2 separate regions of the Homo sapiens genome follow, and region 2 is linked to region 1. Evidence: read pairs that join two places in POLR2A ChIA-PET (ENCODE). Cell type or tissue: PC-9. All regions are shown on one strand. Each heading gives the region's core, and the rest is flanking DNA. Links, peaks and the distances in the headings are about the cores only.

Region 1 (5,385 bases), core at 101-5,100:
TTCAGTTTACAGAACTTGGGTTTACATAAAACTTTTCAGAAACACAAGCTGAGAGTAGTGAACAAGAGTAAGCATAAGAGAGTTAAATCTGAATATATTAGAGACTGATTTATTTCAGTGATGCAATAAGAAATATAGATTTCTGAAGTTTTTTGTTTTTGTTTTTGTTTTTTTACTAATTTATGTTTTACTCATTACATATGCCATGTTTGTATACATGTGCCTTAAATTGATTGGTTTTCATCAGGTTTCTGTTGGGAAGTTTATGAGTCTAAGTTATTGTTCAGGAACCAAAATTCTTTGTGGTTGGTCCTGTTTGTTCATTAATTGAATAAAACAACGAGATGTGAACATGATGATCAGATTGGATTTTCTGTGCAATGATCCAGCTGATTGATTGGCAATCATTTATCATGTATTGAAATATCAAAATCAACCAAGCAGAAGAAAGTGTATTTGATTCTGCACATAGACTAAGGCTCAGCGGGATGCAGACTTAGAAGGCCGTAACACAGAGATGACAAGGACACCAAACCTGCTGCTCTGCTAAGGCTGTCCAGAGACTGAGTCTCAAACAGAACTTTGCCCTAATTAATGCACAAGGTGGTCTTTGCCTTATGAAGAGCTGTGTCATCCTGCAATGAGTGAACTCCACCTAATTAGAGTCCTAGATCAGTAGACCCCTGTGGAATCTTAGTTAAAGGCCTGGCACAGTCCACTCTGTGCCTAGGGGAGTTGATTTGTTACCATACGTGAGTCTGTTTAAATTGAAATCTAGGTGTTGCCAGGAGAAGGCTTCTCGAAGAAAGATGAAGTAAGAAAGGATTCAACACTAGGGCTCTATATGTAGCTTAACAGCATGCGTTCAGGGAGTATGTTTGAGAAAACAATCTAAATCAAGGGTTAACATGCAGACCATTTTTGCAGCATTTTGCTGAGCACCCAAAAGAAAAAACAAGCCAAACATTATATCGAGTTGCCATTAAAAAAAATTTTTTTTTAAAAAAAGTTGTTCTTCTCTCCAGAAAATGTCTGAAATAATAGATGGATTTAAAAAGGAAACACATTTAATTAACCTATACTTGTTTATTGTATACTTTTGTTCCTTTATTTCTCAGCTTTCCAATACAGACTGAATCATCAAACAATAATGGAAACACAAAAAAACTCTTTCCTTTCTGCCATGAGTTTCTGAGCATTTTCTATTCTTTCTTGCCTCATGGCCTTTGCATTTGCTGTGTCCTCTGTGGGGATGGCTTCTCTGGCTCCCTGTGTGGCTGATTCTTCCTCCATTCCCACGTGGACTAACCATCCGTCTCCTCGCAGCCCTATTAATGCTATCCGATCTTTGTTTGTTTCCTTCACAATCCAAAATTATGTTGGCATAGTTTACGTCATTGTCTCCTACCTCTCAACCACCGTAGTTCCATCATCTTGAGCAATGCCAGGCACACAGTAGGTTTTGAAAAAGAAAGGCTCAGATGAAGTGAGTGCTACCCTTTTAAATGTACACATCACATATTTATCACCAATAGGCCGCAATGGAAACCAATGTCACTCTCTACTATGTTGCCTCAAAAAAGGCTGTTCCAGTCACTGACGTTTGAATATGGTTAAGCGTAAGCATGTTTATTTTCCTCCTTGCTTTGTTTGTGAAGGCATTCCTAATTCAGTCTGAGGTCTTCTGGGAGGAAAAGCTCAGCTAGGGAGTACTTGTTCACTCCTTATCAACCCAAGTGAGAACAACGTTGCTAAGAGCGCCTCATTGGCTATATTATTTCTAGGAGCCCAAGACAATGTGGAGAAATGTGGGGCAACGTGCCTTCAGCATCGCCCGGCTTAGTTAGACACAGCAGTTGCTGCAGTGCAGCCTCAGGGTTTTTTCAGCAACAGGCTTTCAATCAACAGCCAAAGGAAACTTAGCATGGCCCTGAAATGAAGCAAATATTTAGCAAGCCATCTGCCTTATTTTCTCTTTTAGTCTCTCAAGCTGAATTATAATATCCATCTGTCCTTGTTGTACCATAGAAAGAGACCCTAGCCATGACCTTATGGCTCCAGGTACACTGTTATAAATGAGCCTCCAGCAGCAGGAATACACGCAGCAAAGTGAAGGGACAGCATTGTGCATTGATCTCCTCCTGTGTGGGGATTTACCATGTTTCTCAATGAATATCAAATTTTGTAGTTCTTCTAGGATATCAGATTTAGAGACTGCATGATTTTCTTCTGGATCTACAAGGACAAAGTGGAAAAAATAAAATTCATTTTAAAACTATCATATTGAAACAGAAAACCCCAATACGTTTACTTATATTACCGTTCTTGGCATTCCTGCTGATTAAAACCCAATGAAATTCAATCTTACCTTAAAAGTCACACGTGTTTTGAACAGAACTGTGGAAGGGGCTCCCAGAGAACCTTTAGGTGATTTCCATTTATTCTGAGAGGTTCTGGTCTGTGGTTTAGTTCTCGCTTTACATTGTCAACATTTCTATCACACATTAGTTACCAAACATGGAAAAGTTGTTAGTGGCTTTGAAAGCTAATGCAGGGTGGTAGTAATCATTTCAGGAGCTTATCTATCTCTCTTGGACAACACAGAAACTGAGAAAAGGCAAACAGTACAAACGGTGGCCCGGGCCGGGAGATGGAGAGGGGTGGTGGGAGGGGGGCTGGTGGAAAGCATTCCAGTCTGTTTGGTTCCTTCACAAATCCTAATGAGATAATAGCTCATCCAGTCAAGCCCATTCCTTACTGTCAGGAAGTGCCACACAAGTAAATGAAGAAATTATTTGAAGAGGGATCAGGATGGGTGTGGACTGTTTGTGATTCAGCTTGGGAGAAATGCAGATGCAAGTTTCTTTAGCTTGACTAGGTTGATTTCCCTTCACGGTGCTGTCTCAACTTCTGTGATTGTTGGCCTGAGGTTTGCAAAGCTGATAGTACTGATAGATAAAAACCCAGTACCAGTAATTAAAGGAAATGTGGAATAACTTAGCCTGGAGTAACTATTCTATCATTTAGAAACAAACTTGTTTCTGCCTTGACATTCAAACCAAATAGAATTTTACTCTAAACCTGCAGGACTCCATAAGGTTCCCCTCTTTAATGGAGAATCCATACATATGCAAAGGAAAGTTTTAAAAATATGTTATTGTATTGACACCCTGTAATTAAAAATGGAGAGGATGATTGAAAGGAATGTGGGACCATATATACACTTTTGGGGAGCAGAATCTCAGAATTAGATATAAACAACAATTGTCACGATAGTACTTGAAAGATGCCCATCCCACCCCCTAGGTTCCTTTGCTTAGATTTGCAAGAATGTTTTATTCTGCTTCAGTACGCTGTAGCCTGGTATATTCAAGGAGATGACAGTGAGGACAACTTAAACTATTGAATTGGTCAGATGTTGAACAGTGCCAATCAGGAGATCATGTGGATCCGCTCCACTAAAAATAGTCATGATAAGTATAGACATTAGGTGGCTTCCACAGAAACCTGTTTGCTCCTAAAAATTAATTGAGTCCCCATTGCTAAACTAAAAAGAGAACCACAGTGTGCAGACTCAACTTGCATAGTCCTTGGGGGAGAATTCCTTCAAAGAGTTGCCATATTAAACTTGGGCCTAGGGACAGAGAGATCTCTCAAATCAAGCTCTGGGTCAGTCCCATGCCTGGTCACAGCTTGTTCCATTCCAGGATAAGTTGAGATGGAAAGATATGGGTGATAAAAAAATTCAGTGATGATTCAAGATTATCCTGTTAGGAGATTCCTGGGGAACATTAAGGAGTTTAGACAGAGCCGCATTCTGGATAGTGTGTGGGCAGTTAGAAACTCTATACCAGCCAGGGTTTTAGGATCCTAAATAGTTGTTTGGAGGTAGCAGTGGCGAGATATGAAATTTAGAGTGGATTGAAACACTTCTAGGATATTTTGAGTTATCTTCTCCATTTGAAAGAGTGGAGTTTCAGTTGCCTGGTAACAGCCCTCAAAAAAAAAAAGATAAAGAACCACAGGTTTTAGCTGTTGGATTTTTTTCTTCTTTCTTTCTGCGGGAAAGGTAGTACTTAGGGAGATTATCTGAGGTATCTAGTGGAATGAAACTCATGAAAATGAAAAAGCAAGGCAATTAAGATGGAAATAGTACCTGGAAAACATACTAAGTGCTTAATAAGTATTAATGTTTCTTGAATAAAGTTTTGAGAATAAAAGACACCAACATATAAAAAGTTTTAAAAATCTCAGCCCTTCTTCTTTTCTCTCTCTCTCTCTCTCTCTTTTCTCTGTGTGTGTGTGTATAACTCTAAGGAGCAAAAGTGAGAATTTTAACAACTATATTTTATAAACTAGAAGCAGAATCCTACCACTTTCTTTTTACCCCATAAGTACTGGTGAATTGGAAGTTAAGTGGAAATGGCATAGGAACTAGGATATTAATTTCAGTCAGTGCTTGGTGGCTGGTGATTTATAGCTTTAATATAAATGAAGAGTTAATTCCCGAGGGATGGCATGCTTTTTTTTTTTTTTTTACTCCCAAGATAAAACAGACACAGGTTAAGTGTAAGGAAGAATTTGATTCCAGGAATTTTAAGGCCTTGGAGTGTGTTGCTTAGAAAGTTGTGTTACTTACTAGAATTTGTGGGTTTCCTTTTGCTTCAGCACTTCAATTATAGAGATTCTCCTTCCTAAGATTTTTTCACCTTTCAAGAAAAGCCTATGAGGTCGCCTGGATTATAGTCAATAGTAAAAGGCATGTACTTTGCCTGAGATTCAGACAGCTGTTCTTTACTCAAGTCCTAAAAGGTTAATAATAATGTAATTTCTACTTATTATCCAAATAAACTTCTTTCTAAAACAATTTGGGCTTAACCAAATACAGATTATAAAAACGCTGTTTTGGAACTTAAAAAAATCTACTTAAATTTTGATATTTTTTTCTAATTAATCATTTCCTTTTATCCACTCTGACTGAAAGCTAGTCTGTAGTCAAAACCATTCCTAGAGATTTGCATTCAACTTTCAGCCATGCTTAGCATCAGAGAACCTTATGGTGCTGAAGTCTTGGGAGTCAAAAATCTTCTCATCTGTCTCTACTGTGTATTCCCTTACAGTAACTGAAAGAAGAATAGTTGTGAGTAAGGTGAAAAGAGAAAGGAAACTCTACTCTGCTCTCTTGTATATGGCTATCTATAGTGCAGAACCAGAAAGAGAAAGAAATACTGTGATCTAGCAGAGAGTTTGTTATTTCCCTGATCAGGAAGCTTCTATCCTGGGGCTGGAGGAGGGGGCTGGGCAGTTTCCTGATTCCTCTTGCTCAGTTTAGAGAGAGTTCTGATGTGGAGGCTGGTGAAGGTTTTATTAGTTTAGCTCCTCTGT
Region 2 (5,385 bases), core at 155-5,154, 210 kb after region 1:
TTTGGGACAGAGTTTTGCTCTTGTTGCCCAGGCTGGAGTGCAATGGCGCAATCTCGGCTCACCGCAACCTCCGTCTCCTGGGTTCAAGCTATTCTCCTGCCTCAGCCTCCCTCGTAGCTGGGATTACAGGCATGCACCACCACACCCAGCTAATTTTGTATATTTTTTGTAGAGACAGGGTTTCTCCATGTTGGTCAGGCTGGTCTCGAACTCCTGACATCAGGTGATCCACCTGCCTTGGCCTCCCAGAGTGCTGGGATTGCAGGCGTGAGCCACCACGCCCAGCCATAAAAACTTATTTTTAATGTGCATGTGAAACAATGGGCACAACTTTTATCCACTTATTAAAGGAATAGCAAATCACTGTTAAGGAAATAGCGTAAGAAAAAATCAAGTATCTCCTGCAAGTAAAGTGTTAACAAAAATGCACTGAGATCTAATGGACAAACACTTGTTTATTGTTTATTCATTTTTTATTTTAGAGCTCTAATATAATCTGAAGTGACTTATTTGGAAATATTCTCCCAGCTGCTGGCAAAACTTCTTTTCAATTGCTCTAGAATGGACTATAGCTAAACCACTGAGGTGATAACATTATTTTGCTTTAAAAAAAAAACTGAGTCATTTTTTTAAAAAATGACCTCACTCCTTTCCCCACTACACCCACCACCCATCCTGGAAGATTCTGATAATCTGTCAAATTTGTCTTTTGGTTGAATCTGAATGAGCACTTGGACAATGACGGGTCTTGACATTTCATCATTGGTACATGACGTATTGTGCAGACAGCATTCCTTGGTGTGTGCTGCCTTCACTTCCTTCCAGTTACCTAAGAATTCCCTTTCAACTGCCAAATCCAGCTGTTCTTGTTTTATTCTTTTGGGTGCCAGGCACAAGGTAGGAGGAAAACAAGGGGATTGGCATTCCAGGTCCCTTCTTAGCTTTTTAATTTAATTCCACAACTAGGTAGCATGTGGTAGAAATTGGTTTGGAGTATCTGCTGACCTGATCTTTCTGTAGGAAAGTTTCCCTGCCTACTGCATAAGCAGCTGCTAATGGGTGGAGACCCCCTCACTCCCACCCCACTTCCTGCCTGCTGATGCTGCCTGAGAGCTTCCTGGCAGTTTCTCAGGCAGGGGTATGGGGAAGGAGGGGGGCCCTACTCACCTTTAGCTGCCAAGACCTGAGGGGACAGGGTTGGGCTGTTACAGTAGATGGTATCTACTCAGATGAAGTCAGTCCTAATTCAGGGGGAATTTTTTTTACATTTCAAAAGATTGTCTTAAATACAGTAATATATAGCATCTTATAAAAAGTTGAAAATCTCTGTATTCTAGTTTTCGTTTCTCTTTACTCTTTCTTGAATAAACGAAAAAGATGGTGCGGAACAGGGGGAGGGGAAAAGAAACATTTTTCAAATGGCTTATTAATATGGAGCATTTAAAACAGTTCCCATGGAATCTGCTTAAGGAAAACTTGGTTTGTAGGACTGGGAGAATTACCAGTTAGAAGAAAATTGCAGAGATCCCTGTCCGGTGTTCCCATCTTACCCCTTGGGAAGCTTGTCTTGAAGCAGCAGTGAGTAGGCAAAGGAATAAACAGGACTTGAGCTGCAATTCTTTATCTAGGCAGCATGTAACCACAAGGACTCAAATGGGACAGAGCATCAAGGGGCACTTGCAGGAATGAAAGTCATGAGTTATCAGGGCACCTCGGCTCATGCTAATGTTCTTTTTCTCTCCATTGCCCTCAAGGAGGCTCTGCACTGAGGCCAAGTAAGAGCTGCTAATGTTTTGTATGTGCTAATGACTTGCAAGAATGCAATAAACACCCTTCCTGCCCAACAAAAGAATGTGCTGCATGTGTACATGCTTCCAGTTCATCACTTACACAAATGCAGTCGGTGTAAATTATGTATATTTAGCCATTTTTTAAAGCAGGGGCCAGGGGATAGTGGGAGCTTGTTCGGGGTCATTTCTTTTGCATTATCCACTGAACTGGACATTATCAGGTATTTACTTAGAATAAAATCAATTAGATGCATTATAAAATATTTTAAAAGTGACTTTATTTAGAATTTAGCAAAGTAGTGATTACATAGGTAACATGCATCAGCATTTATTTACAGCAACTAGCAGAATTCAGTAGCTGAAATGAGGTGGTGTTTTGATGTGGCACATTATGGGCAATGTTCATCAAATTGAAGCCATAGGTGCTTTTACTCAACAGACAGTAATGGGATTGTGACTATTGTAGAAAATGTCTGAGAAAAAGAGATGACGTGATAAGAATAGAACATTCGGATATTGCTGGTCATTTTTGCTAGTATCTTATAGGTCTTTTATCTAGGACTCAATAATGCCGAAGCCTTCTTCATTGACTAGCTCCTTCTTTTATCCAACAAGGGGATAGATAACCTTTAGTTAACCTGTGCCTGTGTTGATTTAACTCAAATATTAGGTATGCTCACCTCGGCATGTGTATGGCCAGGAATACTTCTTGCTTTCTTCACTCTAAGGCTTTGTGGGTTGTTAAGTATAAAAGGGAGATGTAGAGGAAGAGGAAGAAGAGGAGGAAGAGAAGTGGAAGAAGAAAAGAATTAATTTAATGTCCACTGCCTTTAAAGATTTGACTTAAAAAAATTAATCCAAGCATAAAAGTAATGCATATTTATGTTATAAAGCACCAAAATATATATGTATTTCTTAAATATGTGTGTATAAGTGCACTAAAAATGATCTAGACTCTAGAGCAGTGCTATCTAATAGAAATATGTGAGCCACATTTTTAGTAGCTACATTTAAAAAATAAAAAGAAACAGGTGAAATTAATTTAATAATATATTTTATTTAACCCAGTATATTCATTTTTCTTGACTATTTTTAGAGCAATTTTAGGTGCACAGCAAAACTGAGCAAGAGGTAGAGACTTCCTATGAACCCCATGCCCCGACACATGCATCATCTTCCCCATGATCAACATCCCCCATCAGAGCAGTCCATTTGTTTTAACTGATGAACCTACATTAACATGTCATTATCACCCAAGTCCATAGTTTACATTAGGGCTCACTCTTGGTGCTGTACCTTCTATGAGTTTGAACAAATGTATAATGACATATATTCACCATTATAGTATCATACAGAGTAATTTCACTGCCCTGAAAATCCTCTGTGTTCTGCCGATTCATCCCTCCCCTCCCCACTTAATCCCTGGCAACCACTGATCTTTTTACTGTCTCTATAATTTCTCATTTCAGTGTGTAATTGATATAAAAATTATATGAGATATTTGCATTCTTCTTTTATACTAAATTTAAAAATCTGGTGTATATTTTGTGTTAACAGCACATCTCAACTAGGACATTTCAGGTGCTCAATGGCCACGTGGGTAGTAACTTCCAACATGTGGGTAGTAACTTTCATATAGGGTAGTTCAGGTCTATAGGAATTCATACTGAAATTCATACCTCTGGAGAGGAGACTGGAATAGAGGAGGAGAAGGTGAGAGTTTAAGAGAAGGGCTTTGTGATGTTGAATGTTTTAACATGAGAATGCATTCATGTTTTGTCTGTGAACATTTACTTTCAAAAGTAATGTATGCTCATCGTAGAAAATTTAGAAAATATAGAACAGTTTAAAGAAAAGTATGTTATCCAAAGGAAATGCTTCTAATGGCTCTGCCAAGATCAAGCCCTGCCTTCAGGGAAGACCTTCTCAACTGATCAGGTGGGAATGACTTGCTGGCCCATCTTGGAGCTCAACCTTGCATAATTCAGGTGCCATGATTTCATTTATAGGAGCAGAACCCATATTTTTTCCTACTCTGTAATTTCTAACAGAGTTTAAACTTTGTTTGCCAATTACTGAAGAGCATATACAATCAGAGCTGTGTAGAACAGGAAGAACAATCTTGTGGGGAGAGACACACTGAAGTTCTCATTACACTTTTTACCATTATCCAACAGTGTGGCCTTGAATAGCGTACCTGCAGTTCCCTCATTGGTAAAATGGTAGTGATCAGTCCATCTCCTTACAGCAAGGCATCTGTGTAGTGGTTGGAAGCACAAGACCTGGAGGGAGATCTTAGTTATTGACTATGTGACAGCCTCACATTTCCTACCCTGACCCTAGCCCAGTTTCCTCATTTGTTAGGAAAAAATAATAGTAATAGCCATGTCAAACAGTCAAATGAGGGTTAAGTGAGACTATATAAAGCTGTCAGTATGGCCTGGCATGCAGTGATGGTTCAGTAAATGTTAGTCATTATTATTACAACATGATTGTTATGAGAATTTTAATGTGTTAATATATGCAAAGGTCTTAACATGGAGCCTGGCAAATGGTAGGCATTCAACCAATGATAACTATTTCTAGATGCAAGGTGATCTTACAAATGCGTAAGTTTAAGTAGAGACAGATTTATTTTGAGATATTGCTCCAATTAATATTGAGCAGTCACAGCTGACTCCAGTTGTGGGCACCAGCACAGCTCACTGAGCAAGGGTCTTCTCCCTCAGTGTGCCTTAGGTCATTATCAGATGCCACTGCCATCCATTCAGCCTGAATTCCTTATCAAGGCTTACGGACTGGCAGCCTGCTTACAGTGCCTGTTGATAAGGTCTTTAAACTCAGATAAGGGCCCATTATCATAAATAGCAGTAGCTGGATATCTGTTTACTGTAAATAACTAGCACTTAGCAGCAGAAGTTAGAGATGAAACAGAACATTTGAGGCCACTTTGGGAAGAATTCTACCACAATCAAGAGATTTCTTCCTCTGGAATAGCTGTATAAAGTTAACATGAATTCTCGATTAAGCCTTCTTAATCACTTCACATGGAAGGTTATGAACTAAGCTCATTTTCAGCCTTTTCAGTCAGCTCCTAGTTGTGGTGGAACACCAAATGGATGGGCTACATGCAGAATGGCCAACTGGCTTGACAACACCTTTAAGAAAAGCAGAGCAGGTACCCCATAGATGCTTATTTTACAGATAGGTAGCTCTTGTCCTGCCAGTTGGGAGAATTTCTCAGGCAGCATGTCTGCTGTTCAACCTGTCTACCCTAATGTCTTGGACATAAACCACCATGGTGTCCTACACAGCATATTTTGGGTTTTCCTATTTCTTCAGCCTAAGGTGGTGAGTCCGTGGGGTCTTTTAGACATGAAATTTCCTAACAACTTCCAGCAAGAAGTTGCTGCAGCTGAGAGGGGCACTGCAGCAGAGGACAGTCGAGGACAACAGTAGCCAATATGACACTTAATATAATACTGAAAGTCTTCTGGGTAAGGGGAGAGACAGCGATGGAACAAAGGAACTGCTACAGTTCCAGGTGCAGAGAGCATGGTCTAGAAGAAGGTGTGGGATGTAGGTGGATGTCCCT

What was found. Peaks named below come from ENCODE experiments on the same cell type or tissue, not always from the same donor. Only the 100,000 strongest peaks of a DNase experiment are listed, where the experiment ranks them.
Region 2: POLR2A ChIA-PET joins it to region 1 with 8 read pairs; 2 of 35 experiments call an interaction of 5 or more read pairs at or near these places.

The regions. Positions count from the first base shown.
Region 1 is chr14:36,933,623-36,939,007 of GRCh38, reverse strand. All of the region lies in intron 1 of SLC25A21 (solute carrier family 25 member 21), which reads left to right. Among named protein-coding and RNA genes, the nearest start is that of MIR4503, 16 kb to the left of the region's middle. In PC-9, for the core only: no CTCF peak of the experiment used is centred there; a DNase peak (open chromatin) is centred at 2,827; H3K27ac peaks cover 375 bases.
Region 2 is chr14:36,720,094-36,725,478 of GRCh38, reverse strand. All of the region lies in intron 6 of SLC25A21 (solute carrier family 25 member 21), which reads left to right. Among named protein-coding and RNA genes, the nearest start is that of PAX9, 61 kb to the right of the region's middle. In PC-9, for the core only: no CTCF peak of the experiment used is centred there; no DNase peak of the experiment used is centred there.